2 separate regions of the Homo sapiens genome follow, and region 2 is linked to region 1. Evidence: chromatin loops called from intact Hi-C (ENCODE). Cell type or tissue: GM12878. All regions are shown on one strand. Each heading gives the region's core, and the rest is flanking DNA. Links, peaks and the distances in the headings are about the cores only. Region 1 overlaps HIVEP1 (HIVEP zinc finger 1). Region 2 overlaps HIVEP1 (HIVEP zinc finger 1).

The links. A loop is a pair of places that touch in the nucleus more often than their neighbours do. Peaks named below come from ENCODE experiments on the same cell type or tissue, not always from the same donor. Only the 100,000 strongest peaks of a DNase experiment are listed, where the experiment ranks them.
Region 2: a loop joins it to region 1, with 2.6 times the contacts of the local background. A loop is called at or near these places in 3 of 110 quality-filtered maps.

What each region holds. Positions count from the first base shown.
Region 1 is chr6:12,057,398-12,065,737 of GRCh38, reverse strand. All of the region lies in intron 2 of HIVEP1 (HIVEP zinc finger 1), which reads right to left. Among named protein-coding and RNA genes, the nearest start is that of HIVEP1, 49 kb to the right of the region's middle. In GM12878, for the core only: no CTCF peak of the experiment used is centred there; a DNase peak (open chromatin) is centred at 4,767; H3K4me3 peaks cover 3,101 bases; H3K27ac peaks cover 5,053 bases.
Region 2 is chr6:12,115,155-12,123,494 of GRCh38, reverse strand. HIVEP1 (HIVEP zinc finger 1) reads right to left here. Exons shown (of 9, transcript NM_002114.4): 4 at 1-3,605. Among named protein-coding and RNA genes, the nearest start is that of HIVEP1, 110 kb to the right of the region's middle. RefSeq lists enhancers at 4,097-4,206, 4,217-4,326, 4,045-4,339, 4,357-4,406. In GM12878, for the core only: no CTCF peak of the experiment used is centred there; DNase peaks (open chromatin) are centred at 4,144, 7,008 and 7,744; H3K4me3 peaks cover 1,387 bases; H3K27ac peaks cover 4,895 bases.

The DNA.
Region 1 (8,340 bases), core at 127-8,126:
TTATATTGTAACAACCATTCAATGCACACACACACACACACACACGCACACACACACACACACACACAAAACCTACCTGGGAGGAGACCACCCTTCACCTCCATTTTCCAGAGGAGCAAACAGTGGCACACAGAAGCGAATTCACAGAGCCCGTCAGGGGAAGAACCAGCTTGAACCCAGGCAGATTTGCCTCCAGAACGGGAAGTTGCTGGTACAGTGATACTCTATGCCACATCCCTGTATTCTATGTGTGTATCAAAAGGGCGTCCTGCCTGACCTGGCAACTTCTCATCTTTCATGTGTGAGCATCAATGTCACATGCTCTTGAAGCTCTCTCCTGACACTAACTGGGAGCACTCCAGTGTGCACCAACAGCACCCCACCTCTTCTTGTGTTAAATGTATGTGTGTGACCTTGCTTGTTTCATGTCTGCATCACCCTCTAATATCAAACGCCATGATCAGAATCTATCATAGTTATTCTCCTATCCCAGGTCCCAACATTTATCCACAACTCACCAGTTTTTCATGACATGCTTTAACTCCAACTCTCAGAAACACCTACTAATGATTCCAGGAAAGTAACAGTTTCTTGCCTCCCTATACATTGCACAGACCTTTACCTAGTTCATACAATTTGGCATTTAGTTGCATCCAATTTGTCCACCATGATTTAGGTCTTTTTTGGGCCTTAAATTATCTATTATGTGTGAATCTCTTTTCCATCTGAGATGTTTTAGCAACCTGAAGATAGAAGAGCCAACCCCACAGTATGTGTACAGCCCTAGAAACACAGCATATGCTCAATATGGCTGGATTCACATCTGTTGGAGGGAAAGAACATACTGAAAATGTCTTGACTGCTTCATGAAGGCCCACTGGGAAATCGGGATGGAAAATCAAATTGAAAAATTCCTTTTGCAGGGAAAAACAGAGCAGCCACTAACTGATCTAACTGATCAACAGAAGTGTAATGGGAATATGTGTGTGTACGGCGTGGGGAGGGGACACACAAAAAATGAAAACTCCATGAAGCTGTCAGGAAAGGTAGCCTCTCCCTTCTCTTCCCTTTTGTCTTCTCTTGGGCTAGACCTAAGAACCAAGAGTTCTCAGTTCTGGCTCAAAACTGAAGTTTCATTTTACTATGGTAGAAATCACAGACAGACACATGCAGATACATACAATTTCACCAGCATAATTTTGCAGAATAAAAAAAGGTTTTATCACCACTACTGAAATAATGAACACTAAAAAGTACCTTATAATACTATCATTTAAGTTGCAATTACAATTCGTGGTGATGTCACCCACTGCTGTTAACAAACGATCATTAAGTTCTGCTTGTGATGACCTTATTGAAATAGCTCCCAAAACAGCCTGCTGAGGTTATTTGCTGAGAAAGAAAGAAACTTCATCTGGTTTCCCTGACTGTTGTAACACAGAAAGAGTCTGGAATACTTTAGTCATTACCATTTACAAAATTTATGATACATATGCCGTTCCCACTATAGGGATGCATTGCTTCCAGAAATCCGTAAACTTCAAAATTGTGACTCAAAAACACTGAGTCACAATACATTAAAAAAAATTTATTTGGTGTCCAATGAATTATTTAGTTTACAAGTAGATGCATTAGAGAAGAAAGCTCTAGGGTCAAGGCCAGAAACCTGGGTAGGAGCAAGCAACCTGGCAAGAATCCAGGAAGAGGGAATATTATATATTATACCAAGGCATGTTCCTTGCCAAAATCTGAGGTCTCTCATTTTCCAAGATCACACCTAATCTTCAAACCAAGGCAAATCATGGAAGTTTTAAATATGGGAGTCACTTGGCAGTCCCAAACTTAAGACCCAAGGTTTGCAGTGCTCAGGAAGGTCTAGGACATGCAATGATTTTTACCACTAAGAAACATATGTGAATCTCATGCATGGTGAAGCTGGTACACAAGAGGTTTCACTTGGTTGGAGAGTCAGTCTTGCAGACTGCCCAGTGACCACCTCTCAAAACCTTCACTGTTCTTTATTAAGTGCTGTCAAATGTGTAATACTCTGGCAATCCCCAAGTCCTCTGATTCTTCCTCCAAAAACCTCTCCAAGCTGCCCACTTCAGCCACCCAGATCCAAGCCCCTTCTCTCCCCAAGACATCTGCCTCTGCCTCTTTGCAGTCCTCTGCATGGCATCTGCTCCTGCCCTTCCCTGCCTTCCAACCCACCTTCCACGTGCAGCCACACCTGCCAACATGAGCCAGCTCCTCCCTCCCCACTTTCCACCAATGTCCTCATCCCAATCTTGTTTAATGCCATATAACTCCACTAGTGGTTTTTAGGTTGGGGTGATTTTGCCCCCCAAAAGGCATTTGGAAATGCCTGGAGACATCTTGGTTTACAACTGAGGGAGGAAGACTGCAATTGGCATCTAGTGGGTACAGGCCAGGGAGTCTGTCAAATATCCCGTGACACACAGGACAGTGCCCAAGACAAAGAATTATCTAGGCCAAATCATAAATGGAGCTGAGGTTGAAAAACTCTGCTAGAAATCAATAAATATTTTAATGATAACTGAAAAGCATTCAATATTACTTTAATCATATCCTCTTTATTCCTCCTTTTATTCTATTAACTATTTCCAAAAAGAGTAAAACATAATTTAGATTAGCATATTATATTTTTAAATCATGAATAATGATACGTGTTAGCAATAACTACTACTAACAGGGGAGTCTTCACATTTAGCACAAGAATGAAAGTACTCACATGTATTCTTCTAGTAAGTACCTGTGAGAAAACTAAGGCATGAAGAGGCGTAACTTCGGTCACTCAGCTAAGACAAGGAAAGCTGGGATTCCATCCCAGGACACCTGAACAGAAAGCTTTTCCCACTATGCCAGACTACACTATACTTTCAATACGCAAAATGACAGTAACGTGTGGGTGTTAGAAACTTCTCTCAGTTCAAATCCTGGTCTATCCCTTTCTTATCTTTATGACATTGAGCAAGTTACTTATAAGCCAAACCTCAGTTACCTCATCTGTAATGGGTGAGAAAATGGTACCTACCTCACAAAGTTGCATGAGATTCAGAAAAAACAAGAATAAGAATATTTAGAGTAGCACTCGGCATGTAGCTGGCACTCATTAAAGATTACTTCTTATTGTCTAACAAATACTCAAATATTTTATTCCCCATAGCCTTTTGACTTGCACGAGCAATTGAAAAAAAGAAAACCAATTTTGGCTTCCTTGCTGAATAGATGTAACTTAGAATTAATTTAAAAATTAAGAAAAATAATGAAATGTTTAATTACATCAATATCTGTATCTAATAACTCATAAATGTTTATACATTTAAATATCGTACTCAAAAGGTAAAGAAATTTAGACTTACTATACAATATTCCAAATAAAAAAGAAATGGAAGGTTTAGGAAGCCAAATAAGGTTATCATTAAAGGAATAGTTTTATATATATAATCTCTAACATGTATTAAGTAATTTCTGAAATATTTTAACTTAATGTAATAATTTCTAAGTAAATTCTAAGTAAATCTGAACATTCTACAAATTTGTTCAGTGGCACTATGTAACACCATCACCTAGATTTTACCTAACACTATACTTTTAAAAAGAAAAGATTTGGCATTCATTTCACAGATTTGACTTAGGCAACTAGTTATTCTTTAAATAAGTTGTAATATGCATTAAGCAGTCAATGACTAACAAACTGACAATGTATTATTTCACCTAAACTATTTTTGACTCTACTATAAAACAATATTAATACTTGGCTCTCATTCAAATTTCATCAGAAAACTAAGAAGTCAAGTAAGTTTCTTTATATTTGGTAAATTTAATACATCATAGGATTTCCTCACGAGAAATAGATTTTTACTTAGAAATTTTTTTTAAACTGTAGCTTGGTGTTTAAGTTAAAATTACCAATCACATTTATTTTTAAACAAAGGCAATATCCACAATGATATCCACAAGAAAACAAAAGACAAATATAATTTTCATATTCAATTTACCACTTATGTCAACAAAAGCCATAAAATGATCATACTATAAACTTGTTAGCAATTTTCTATTTGATATAAAAGTATTTCCAATAAAATATACTATAACAATGATCAAAATTCTCAAAATTCATCTCTTCAGATATAAGCATTTTATCTACAAAACATGCAAGTGATTTTCTTCTACATTTTATGCAGAAAAAAATCTTCTAACTTTCATTGTTTCGTTTTTCTTCTATTAGCCAGCTACACCACTCTGTAATATCTGTATAACAATGATACCAGGTTAGTAACACAGTCATTTCTGGTTACAGTTTAACCTACCATATTAGATTTTTCTGAGTGTATTAGTCCCACAGTAATTTATTTGACCTGCTATTGATGTCATTTACCTATATGCAAACGTGCCAATTGAAGTTAGTCTCTTTTTATAACCAGGGTGTACATTTGGTTTAATTGTTTAAACTCTTTTCATCAAATCACATCAAGTGTAGGAAATCGCATCAAAGGGTGGGAACACACACAACATTACAATCCTTTCATTTCACATAGAGAATCCACAGGCACTTGCACAAACACATCCGTCACACCCAGGGGTATGTGCACAGTCACGTTACCAGCCATGACAGGTCGGCCATCCCCATTATCTGTGCCGCCGCGGCACACCTGAGCTCCCTGCCCCTTCACGTCACATCTAGGAGCAGCTCTAAGGCAGACTCTCGCTCATGGGCTGCCTCCTGGAAGTCCTCCCCCACTACCTCTCCATGGCAACCGCAGCCACAGAGAAGCCAGTCCATCTCTTACGCAAATGAAAGGAGGCCACAAATGTCAGCAGTCACAACATCCCCATTTTCCCTCCCTACTTAATTTCCTTCTTAAAGTCACAGTAATGCATTCTTCTTATTCTGCATCCGAGAGTACCTTCCCAACCGTTTAATGGCCAGGAAAGCAACTTAGGAAAATCAGAGTTAAAAATCCATCTGTGTGACCACTTACATAACATGACTGAGAATCCAAAGATGATTATGATTTGCTGAGTTTCATTTACTGACACAGTATCTCAGCAAGCCCCCTTTATGTCTCAGCATCCTAGTATTTGAGATAAGAGTCCTTTAAGATATTAACTATCCTGTAATTTGGCTTTCTTAAAAACGACAGAGAGAGAGAGGCCATCCATTATGACAGTCAAGAAACAATCAGTACTTAATATGCATTGTTTCTTTTGCAGATTCTCATTTATTTAGAAAAGTCAAGGTTTTAAAAAATATTTTTACTTTTAAACCAAATCATCAACTATCTAATTCTACAGGAGGGAAAAACTGAACAGATTATCATTCATTATTCAATTGTTATCAGGTTTAGTTTATACTGTAATTGTCTGAAGTTTTATTTCCCAGATATATATTTAAAGAAGCAAATATAATGGCTAGTTACACTTCATATGGCTACAGAGATTGGAAAGCAGATGTAAATCCCCATTAACAAAATCATGCTTACAATAACTGTTTAATATATAGATGTCAGATTTTAAAGTATGTTTTAATCCATGGGATGCACCAAAGTATCAAATTCTGTAAGTGGTTATAAACATGTGATGGTCTAATAAAAAGAATTCCAATTGAAATAGCTTGGAACAAGATACTACTGGTGAACAATATAAACGTGGTGGGTTTAATATTCTCCAAAACATGTATTCGAAATCAATTGAAATCCAAAACAGTTATGTTTACATGAAAAACAATACAAGAGAATTAGAACATTAAAAAGTACATATATATGTATACATGTATATGCATACACATTTTTTAGTTGTCCAATGAAAAGGGCAATTTAAAAACTTGAATTCTTCAGCAAAACATTTACTAAGTATCTACCAATGTGCTACGTACCCTACAGTTTAGGGACACAGAGACATGAGGCATTTTCATGGAGGGCCACTCAGAGGCAGTGGGAGCTGTACCTCAAGCAGCCCCAACCCATCCCAGCTGAGTATTCCAGGAGGCTGCCCAGAGGGACTAGAGGTGAATCTCAGGATCAAGTTTCAGTCCACAGCAGAAAAAGACTCAAGAGATTCAGGGAAAAGCATGATGGTTAGAAACAGCACAGTAGGCGAGGAGAACCCCAGGTAGGTGGCAATGCAGGGAGCACCACCGGAGGGATGTGGCAGAAGAAGCAGTCAAGATCATGGACACAGTAACGTGAAAGGAATCTAAGCCTTTATCTTGAGGTTTAGGGTTAGAGTATAGTGTTCTAGATAACACAATAACACAATCACATTACAAATTACTCAAATTATTCATTGCTGTTGGTTCTAAATGTTTAGCGGGAATCCCCACCCAACCTCTGTACCCCGCCCCCCAAAAAATGTAGGATAAGAAAGTATGAATGTTGGCTGGGCGCAGTGGCTCACGCCTGTAATTCCAGCACTTTGGGAGGCCGAGGCAGGTGGATCACTTGAGGTCAGGAGTTGGAGACCAGCCTGGCCAACATGGCAAAACCCCATCTCTTCTAAAAATACAAAAATTAGCTAGGTACAGTGGTATCAAATTCTGTAAGTGGTTATAAACATGTGATGGTCTAATAATAATAATTCCAATTGAAATAGCCTGGAACAAGATACTACTGGTGAACAATATAATGTTCAGCTATTTGGGAGGCTAAGGCAGGAGAATTGCTTGAACCTGGGAGGTGGAGGTTGCAGTGAGCCAAGATTGTGTCACTGCACTCCAGCCTGGGCAACAAACAGAGTGACACTCTGTCTCCAAAAAAGAAAAAAAAAAAAGTAAGCATGAATGTCTATGTCTATGCGTCTCACATAAAGCAGCTGTTAACTACACAGAGCAAGGTACTAAATCAATACATATGTACATACTTACATAGATATTTACATGCATACATGCATGCTTGGTAAAATTTTCTTTTGCAAAGCTTACTAGGTCAGCCCCACGTGACTTGTATCAAGAGACCAGGAGTCTAGTTCCAGCAATACCATCACCAGTACGGAGCTGTTTGCGCCTGGGCTGCTTGCCCAAGCTGCTGGAGCCACACCTAGGAAACATGGAAAATCTACCCCCTGCCTAAAGCTTCCATTCCAGAACTTACTACCCCAAAGTAAAGTATTTGTTCAGGTTGTCTATCTTTTAGGCTAGACTTTAAGGGCAACAGCCATATTTTATTCATTTTTATATCTCTAATATCTAACGCAATATTTGTTCCAACAACAACAACAAACATATTTTGAATCAATGCTCTCCAGGTTCCTTTCAGCTATAAGATCAATGACTCTAGGATTTTAAGAGTCAACTTCAAAAGAGCCAGCCAACTTGGGAGTGGAACTAAAATGTAAATGACATCATCAACCCCTTTAACTTCCTTTTGACAATTTCTATTTCTCTAAACACATGACTGGATGAATGCTATTTTCAAAACACTAACATTTGCAGAATTACCACTAAGCACTTTATAAATGCAGTATATATAAATTTTACACTTTTTTTTTTTCCAAATCACTGGCAATATTGACACTGACAAACACTCTCAGACCAAAGCCCCCTTACATGACAGCAGCATTTTGGTTTGAAACAATCAGAATCAATCTGATTACCTAGATGCCTTCCTTCTCACACTAAAGCGATGTGACAACTCAACATGCTGGCCTCAGGGACTTATGTACTCTAAACATCTGTTTAGCAAGAAAGCCACAATTGGTTTTCTTTTTTTCAATTACTCATGCAAGTCAAAAGGCTATGGGGAATAAAATATTTGAGTATTTGTTAGACAATAAGAAGTAATCTTTAATGAGTGCAAACTACATGCCGAGTGCTACTCTAAACGTTCTTCCCCAAAATGATGCACACTATTCTTCACATTTTACAGTTACTGTATTACTATTAGAAAGGATTCTACTGACTCCCCTCCCATTGTCCAAATAATTATTAAATTTTATATTCATCATTCTAATCTATTTAGAAAGAGTTATAATATCAAATATTCAAGAAAGAAGCCTCTTAACCAATCCTGAGCATATCAGAAGAGCCTACTAACTAGAATACCCCAGAACATCAAAGTTAGGAGATACCAACTGATGGTGAAGCTTTAGAATGAGTTACTTCATGAGACTATAACACAGTCATCATCTCTGAGAGTCTTTGATAAACAGAAAACAGAACAATGGAGGTAACCTCTTCAAGTTCCTCTTATTTCTGAGATTGCGGAATCTGCAGATTAATATCAAGATCATCTCTAGACCATATACCATATACTCACATGCAAAACTACCAAAAAAGGGGTAAGGAGGAAAATATGCATTTTTTCTAAGTATCTAGATTAC
Region 2 (8,340 bases), core at 262-8,261, 58 kb before region 1:
TTGGATGTTGTGCTGCCGGACAAGTCTTGAGGGCTGTCCTAACACATGTCGTTCACTTGGACTCTTTCTGGAGCTTTCCTGAAGTTCTCCTCTGAGAGCGTCTGATAGTGCAAGCTGGTGAGGATGAGACCCGTCCCGAGAAGGGTGACTTTCCTCTTGGGAGATTCCTATCACTTTTAGAGACCCGGACTTCCCCGTTCTATTCAGCTCCTGGAAAGAAACTGGGGAGGCTCTTTCAAAAGGCTCAGGCTTGTCAAATGAGTTGGGCCTGCTCAGGGAGTTGGTGTGCTGGATGACAGAGATTCCAGTTCCGTGTCTCTGCAGTTCTATCTTGTCCTGGGCTGCTGAACTTATCTGTTGTTCCATGATGGTCGACAGCTTGGGATCCATGGTCTGCTCAGGGCCCCTGGCAACAAGGTGAATATGGGAGTTTTGCAACTGTATATTTTTATGCTGCTGGTCACTTCTTATGGTAACATTATGTTTAGGCAAACTGGGATTACAGCCCAGAGCATTCTGAAACTGAAGGCCTTCAGAACTTTTTGGAGATGTTCCACTTTCATTTTGCTGAAGTTCTTCATCATCCCCAACACTTTTCATTTTCCTCCTTTTTCTTATCTGGGGCGTCTGTTCCCAGATGCCGGAGGACCCAGCGACTCTGTAGTGTAGAATCTGAGGCTGCAGACCGCCGGGCACAGGGCTGTGCTCAGGTTCTCTCATGGCTACCTTTGTTTTTGGTCCATGTAACTCAGAACAGTAAAATTTCTTATGATTTTCAAAATTTTCCAGTTTCCTATACCTGTTTCTACAAGTTTCACACTCAAACATTGTCCCTCGCCCTTGATGAGACTTCTTTTTTTCTATATGTGGGCCTTGTGCCAGTGCCTTGCTCCTCACTGACATGGCTTCACCAGCAGCATGGCATCCTTGGTGGCTCTCATCCAGGGACTGTCCAGTACCAAGAACATGACTTTCATTTGCTGAAGAGTCTTCTATGGCTGCTTGTCTCACAAGTGTACGGGGATGCCCACTCTGGGGCACAGGAGCGTTAGGTCCCGATACAAAGACATCATCATAGAAAGCGCCAATTTTGTCATCAAATGACTGACTTCCTCTTAGTGGATGAGGAGGAGGTATTATATTTGCAGGTACTGCTGAATAACCTGTGGTCGGCATGGAATTACTTCTTGTGATAGGTAAACAGTCAAGTGAAGGTACAGACAGAAGAAACACTTGCTTTGATTTTTCAGTAGGGGTGAAAGGTGACTTCGGTATATCAGAGCTTGAACTTGTTCTCCGTCCCACTGGTTTTAAATCAAACTGGAAAGAATCTTTAAATATGTATGATTTGGGGGAATCAATGCTTCCTCGTCTTGACAGTGAGGTTCTCCGCGGCTTCACACTATCCAGTTGCTTGTCATCTACCAAAGCTTCATTGTCTGAGATAAGCTTCGATATCCGCTCCTCAAGTGTTTTTGTGGCCAAAGGTGGGCGCATCTGACCTGGTAAAAGCAATGCCTTTTCCCCTGTGGGCAAAGCAGAGGGTGTTGACGTGGTGACAAGAGCTGCAGAGGGTCCGTTACTCCTTCCAGAGTCTTGTTCTGTGCTGGGTAACCTTCTGGCAAAGGGAGTTGGTGGACTCACTGTTTGATCGGCACTTTCAGAACGTGAAAAGTAACCAGAATCCGTACTTCCTAAACTTCGAGGACTCAGGAGCTTTCCTTGCTGCTCTTGGGAGTAATCGGTAGCCTGCTGCCTTTGTAGCTGGGCGTGTACCGTTCCTACGTGAGAGTCTTGCTTTCCTTCCAGTGGATTCATGTCGCCTTTCTGGTGGGAATTCTCATTAGTCTCCAACCTGGAGACTCCACCCTGGGACATGTTGGCTGAAAGTGGCTGTACGTTTGTCACCTGAAGGTCCTTCTGCTTTTGTGCACTAGAAAGTTCAGGCTTGGGATCCATGGCCTTTGGACTGTCAGTTCTTAAGGGGGACACAGTGACATGGTGGACCACAACTTTCGGTAACTCTGTCACAGCTTGTGATTCTGCAGATCTGTCCTGTAGCAAAAAGTCACCTATCACATTTTCTGGACTGCTTGGAGTGAAGCTTGATTTTAGTAAAGTTTCAGCATTTGACATCCTCTTTATTATGTGCACAGGCTGCAGCTCCATGGCGCCCAGGTCATGCTGTCTCTCATCAGTGGCGCCTTCCTCCTCGCTCTCCCCACTGTCTTCTACGTCTGAATGAATACTAAGTGCTTTGGGGGACTCGTGGGACAAGAACAAGCCACCAGCATCTGGTTGCAAGACAAGACCCAGTTTGATAGTATGTGCGTGGGATTTCTTGTGCTTATACAGATTACTTTTAGTCTTAAATGAAAATCCACAAGTCACACAGGGATAGGGTCGCTCTCCAGTGTGGGAGCGGATATGCTTTAAAAGCACACTAGGCTTTGCACATGCTCTATTGCAATACTCACAAATATATTTTCCTTGTTTTTTTGGCTTCTGATCTTTCAGAAGAAGATTGCACATTTGCTCTACGCTTTGATTAACAACAGAGGCAACATGAGTTGAATTATAGATTGGCATGGGGGGCGACTGTGTAGAATTAGCCGGACTTATTGACAAAGGTGAAGCAGAATCCATTTGCTGGTTTTGAGGAGTAACCTGAGATCTACTGGAAGGTGAAGTTAGGCCTACAGATGATGTCACTGCTATATTATAAACCTGTTCAAGTTTGGCATTCTCTTGATTTTGCAGATTTGTCAGTGATCCTGTGAAACCTGAACACCCCGGAAGCTGTTGATTATGTTGGTTGGATTTGGGAACAAAGTGTTCATGTTGATGATACAAATGAGAAGCTGACTGCATTGCCCCTTGCTCATTCTTCTGAGCAGCAGACATATGGACTGTGTATGAGGTACAAGAAGACTGTGATTCAGCAACCAATTCCTGTGAAGTCTGATTTGGGGCATCCATTGAACTGTTTTTTAATTTGGGAGGGGAACGTGCAGTTTTATTTGGCCTCAGTTTTTCTGTCTTAATTGCACAAGGTGAGCCCTTTTGTGACAAGGTGCTCAGTTCTGGCTCCATTGCTTTCAGTAAGACATCGAATGCAGTGTTTGTATAGGAGGGGGACGTAGTGCCACAATGAGAAGAGATGCATTCGCTATTGTCAGTCCTGGTTTTACTTGACAAGGAACTTGAGTCACATTGTTCATCGAGGTCACTGAATTTGGCAGGATCAGCGCCTTCGGATCTCCATCTACGCAGTTCAGATGGTTGCTGCAGAAACAAGGGCTTCTTTGGGGAGACAGATTCTTCAGATTTTGAGGCTTCAGCAATTATTCCAGGTGTTTCTCCATTTTGTTTGGTAAACTGCTTCCCATTTTTTACAGGAATATAATTCTGTTTCTTGTGAGACTCCGAAGCACTATGAAGAACGGCGAAAGATGACTCTTCTGTATTTTGTTTATGTTTTGCCTGAAGAGGATTTCTCAGTGGGGATTTTGGTATTTTTTTCAGGTGATTCTCAGCTACGATCTTTTTGCGTTTCACACCTTTAAGGGATTCCGAAGTTCCTTTAACACCAGCCTGTAAGATTTCTGGAAAAAACAACAACAACAACAAACAATTGGTAACATTGTACATACACCAACTATAATTTTTTGAAAATTAAGATTACTATCATAAGGACATTATGACAAGTGAAGAAAGTATTTAAGGAAAGTCTATTTTTTAAATAAAATTGCACTTCTGCATTCCGGAAATTGAACAATGATGCCAATCAAAATCTATTGAAACACTCATTCAAAGACCTAAGTGTGCATTTCTAGAATGCTTATGTTCCTTTCTTGAATAATCAACATCCTGGAACTAGATCTTTCAAAACTGAATTATCTTTCCCCTTTTCACTATCATACTTAAACAGTGCTCCATGGGGTTAAAGAAACTGGTAACTAACAAGAAGTTTTGAGCTTGTCTTACAGCACTGCAGATAAAGAAACAGCTTGTTAGAACTCCCTCTGCTTGTAACAAAACTGGTTGACTGGTTGAAGCTGGTTGGAACTGGTATGGCTGATTGGGATCTGCACAGAATAGACTTCTTGCCAGATGAGGGACTTTCTGATATCAAAGCCAGTATTTTCACCACAGGTTTCACACCAACTCCCTCCGAATTTGCAAAGGCAACCCATGAGGAAGCACGAAGAGACAACTGTGCCTGCTCAAGGGACTTTCCAAACCTCCCCTCCCTTTCCAACAATCATTAACCAACCCCAAAACTCCTCCTCCAGCATCTCCTCCTTTTATATACTGCTTTAAGCTGGTAAGGGAAGACAGAATTGAGCCCATCTCCTGCATGGCTGCCTTGCCATTAATCTTTCTCTCTATAAAAATCCAGTGATTCAGTGTTTGGCTTTTCATTGTGTGCAGACAAATGGACCTAGATTGGCTTGGTAGCAATACCTGAGGACTCTGTCTACACAACAGTCTGAGAAGGCTGGCCAAAAAGAAGAAAATTCAACCCTTTAATGCTGAGTATTTGACTGTCTTATCTCATTAAGGTTCTTTTAAAACAAACTTTTCAGCAAATTTCTAAGTATGCAAAACTGATATTTTCAGGAGAAAAGGGGCTGCTAATATAATTTCTAGAGCAGACCATAGTCAGGACAGCCATGAAGTATTGCTGATGTAGCAATTATATCAATGAACAGAAAATTATGAAACTAAAATAATCCACTTATTTGTGGTTTCTTACCAACAAAATTAAAAAGTCATAAGGTTGTAATGGGCCTTGGTTTAAAAAAAATCACCACTTTAACTCAACAAAATATTCAATGGCTATGTTTCTTTGTCATTAGCAATAGGTAGGGCAGGTAGGCAGGTAGGGAGATAGGCAGAAAGAAGGTAAAACTTATTGCAAGAGAAATGAAATCACCTTAATTTCTAGTTGTGTTGGAAATAAATCAGTATTTAAGTGACAGTGCCCACAATCTATCAACTACTGTATTTTTGAGCAATAATTACTTGCCATGATTTACTTTGGTTTCCATTTGTTGGATTGTTGGGCATATGAACAAAAAATATTCAATCGTATATTACTCTATTTGTAGAAAGCCAACTACTTAATTCTCCACTATTTTCAAATAGCTGTTGCAACGTACATATTTGAAATTCATATTAGACCAAAATGTCTACACTGTAATAACTACTTATTGAGAATAAAATTTACATTAGAAATATTCTAGTAATATTGTGACATCAGTTTATATGCTCTCATATCATAGTTTAATGAAAAAAATGCATACTATTCCATTAAAGATATATTTACCCACCATAATAAAAAAAAAAACAAAAGGGGGTCTCATAACTAAAATATTTGAGCTAAAGAACAATAGAAAAAAGTATCAGTATTATTCACTTTTACAAAATGTTGAACAAACATTTTTTTATTCTCCAATCCACTCACTCATGAAATGATGTTTTCCCACTGGTTTTCCCTTATTAAGATGAATGTAAGAAAGTCAGTGATGCACTTTTTGACTCTCATTAACTCTATCAGGCAAGTAGGCAAAGTGAAAAATGATGCTCATCAACCTGGGCTGAGTAGTCTCTCTATCCACTTCCAAAAGCTAGATGTGGGTATCATAAAGGTGAAAGCCAGGAGGCTATTAAAATAAATACAAAAACAGAGATGAGAAACCACTTGGATGAGAAGCTAGCAGAGCTGAAACACCATGGACTTAAAAATAATCTACCCATGTCAGGCCCCATCCAGGACCTATTCAACCAGAGTCTTGGACAGGGTAGGTATGCCTGTTTTGCTCTGCTTCACAAACATTTTAAGATAAACTTTTATTTTTAGATAAAGTTATGTTATTCAAAATTAAATAATGTCTTATACTCCAAAGAAAAATGCAAAATTTCAACCCAGAAATACTGTATGTGATTTAAACAACAACAACAAAAACTGTAACCTTGTACTTAAAAGAAAATGACATTGAAGTTAAGATAAAGGAATTGCTAAACTTAAGATCCATATTTCTTTATAAGAGAAACTATTTTCTATAAATCTACTGGGAGTTAAGAATTGGAAAAACACATATGTTAAATGGAACTTTTGAACTACACGTTTTGATTTTACATATAGATGACCTCCTCTCTCATTTGTCAAAGCTTATAACACTTACATTTTATCTGTATCGTTGTTTATACTTAGTTATCTATTTAATTTTAACACTTGACTGGTGCTATTCCCTTCAAAACTTTGCATACTCCCTTGTTTTCTGGCAATTTGGTTTACACCTCAGAAAACTTTTCTTCTATGATATCTTCATATACGTTTTCTGGTCAACTTTTTTTGGAATAAAGTTCTTTTATTTAGGGAAAAGGTTTTTACCTTTTGTTTTCTCTACAATTTTCTAAAGCTTTTCTCTTATGTTGACAACTGAATTGTCACACCATTAAATTCTTTACTGTTTCATATTTATTCATTAGTTTTGGACTGATAGTATTTTGTTCTCATTTTATTCCCTTAGTTCCATATTTCCCATTTCATCTCATTTTATTGTCTCATATTAAGTTTGAACTCTTGCTTAAATACATTTATGATCTTTAGTTCTGCACTTAAAAACACTTGTGTTTCTGGAGTAATATTTCCTTTAAGGCAGAATTTGGGCCTGTCTTCCACATTCTCAAGGCTCTTCTACTGCCTGAGATCATGGGGAATGGTGATCTCACTCAGCACTCAGCTGAGAACATACTCCTGACAGTCTTTTTTGAGTTGTGTTCATTCTTCTGGATTTTGTTGGATCTTCTTTCTTTAACAGGTTCACTGTCCTTGTTCAAGGGATAAAGCCCACTCTACCACTGGTGCTTGGGAGGGGAGGAGGTAGTGAGATGACCCTGGACCTTGGATCAGTCTAAATTCAAGGACTTTTTTTTTTATTGTAAGGAGGGGAGAGGCTAGTGGAGGGGATGTGAGAGATGCAAACAGAAGGACGATGGCAGGCATATGTGAGAAGAATACTGCACTATCATTTTAGAGGTGGAAGTGAAAGCAAGGTGCCTGCCTCTCCATACATTTTTCACTCTCCACCCCTTGATTCTCAAGATCTGGGGCTGAACAGCTCAGAGTGGGCAGCTAAACCATCAGGCTAGGAATTATAGACAAATACCTTCTCTCGAGAACCAAGGCCCTAGAGTGGAAGGCAGCAGACCCTTGGGTTTTCAGATAATGAAATACCTGGAATAGTTTTTTAAACTTACCCTCATCTTGATTAATTTTAAATCTATCTATTAAAGAGTGACTGGAGTTATTTTCTCTTGTCCTCTTATCTATAGAAAAGAGCACAATCATCAAACCTTGTGGCTATATCTACAACATAGTCAAGAGGATGCATAGACCATAGTGCTTCAAAGCAGAAATAAAATTGGTATGAAGAGAAGGAGGAGACAGCTGTTCACCATTAGCACTTGTGCTTTTCCATCATTTTAAAGGCAATTTGTTGTTAAGGTGAATTAAATATAAAATACATTAGAGGACACAAAGAGAAAGACCAAGCAGTAGAAGGCAGCCCAAGGATTCACATGGAGCTTATGCAATGTGATCACTCCCCACCAACCCCACCAACCAGCACCCCCCGCGAGCCTCTGCCTCAGAGGAAGTACACTGGCTTCTATTCACCACCCTGATTCCAGAAATGTTGTCATTTTGCATGTTTGTTTTTACCATTACTAAGTTTAGACATACTTGGTGTACACCAGCATTGAAACACAACCCTCTCTCCTTACACAGGGAGAACTTACAGTCAGATTGGGAAGGGAAGAGAAAGATTCAAAATAGGAGTCAGGCAGCCACTGAAAACTGTATTCTCCCACTTGTCAGTGTGCTACCGGTAATGACTGAAAATCAAGCAGAAACTCTGAGGTATCAACACATCAAAAATCCAAACACGACTTCATATAACAGATACAAAGCACACTCAGGAGAGGGACCAAAATCAGCAGCACTGCCCCTGTCAGACCACTGACCTGGGCTTCGAAAGGAAAGCCAGCACTCTTCATCAGTTAGGGAGTCAAGAACAGCTTAGAAAGACCACAGGGGCCACTTTGTTAAAAAAAAAAAAAAAAAAAAAAAAAAAGAATAGTTGGGGAAGTATAAGTTAAGATTCCTGTGTTCTATGTGAAGTCACTGACACTTTATTTTCCAAGGCACAAATCTATTTATTAGGGCTTCTATGTTTCTTTGAAGAAGAGCACCAACGAGTTTGAAATATCACTGTCAGCTGTTTTTCAGGATTACTTCTAGAGAGTAACAGATTAAAAGCAAACAGATTA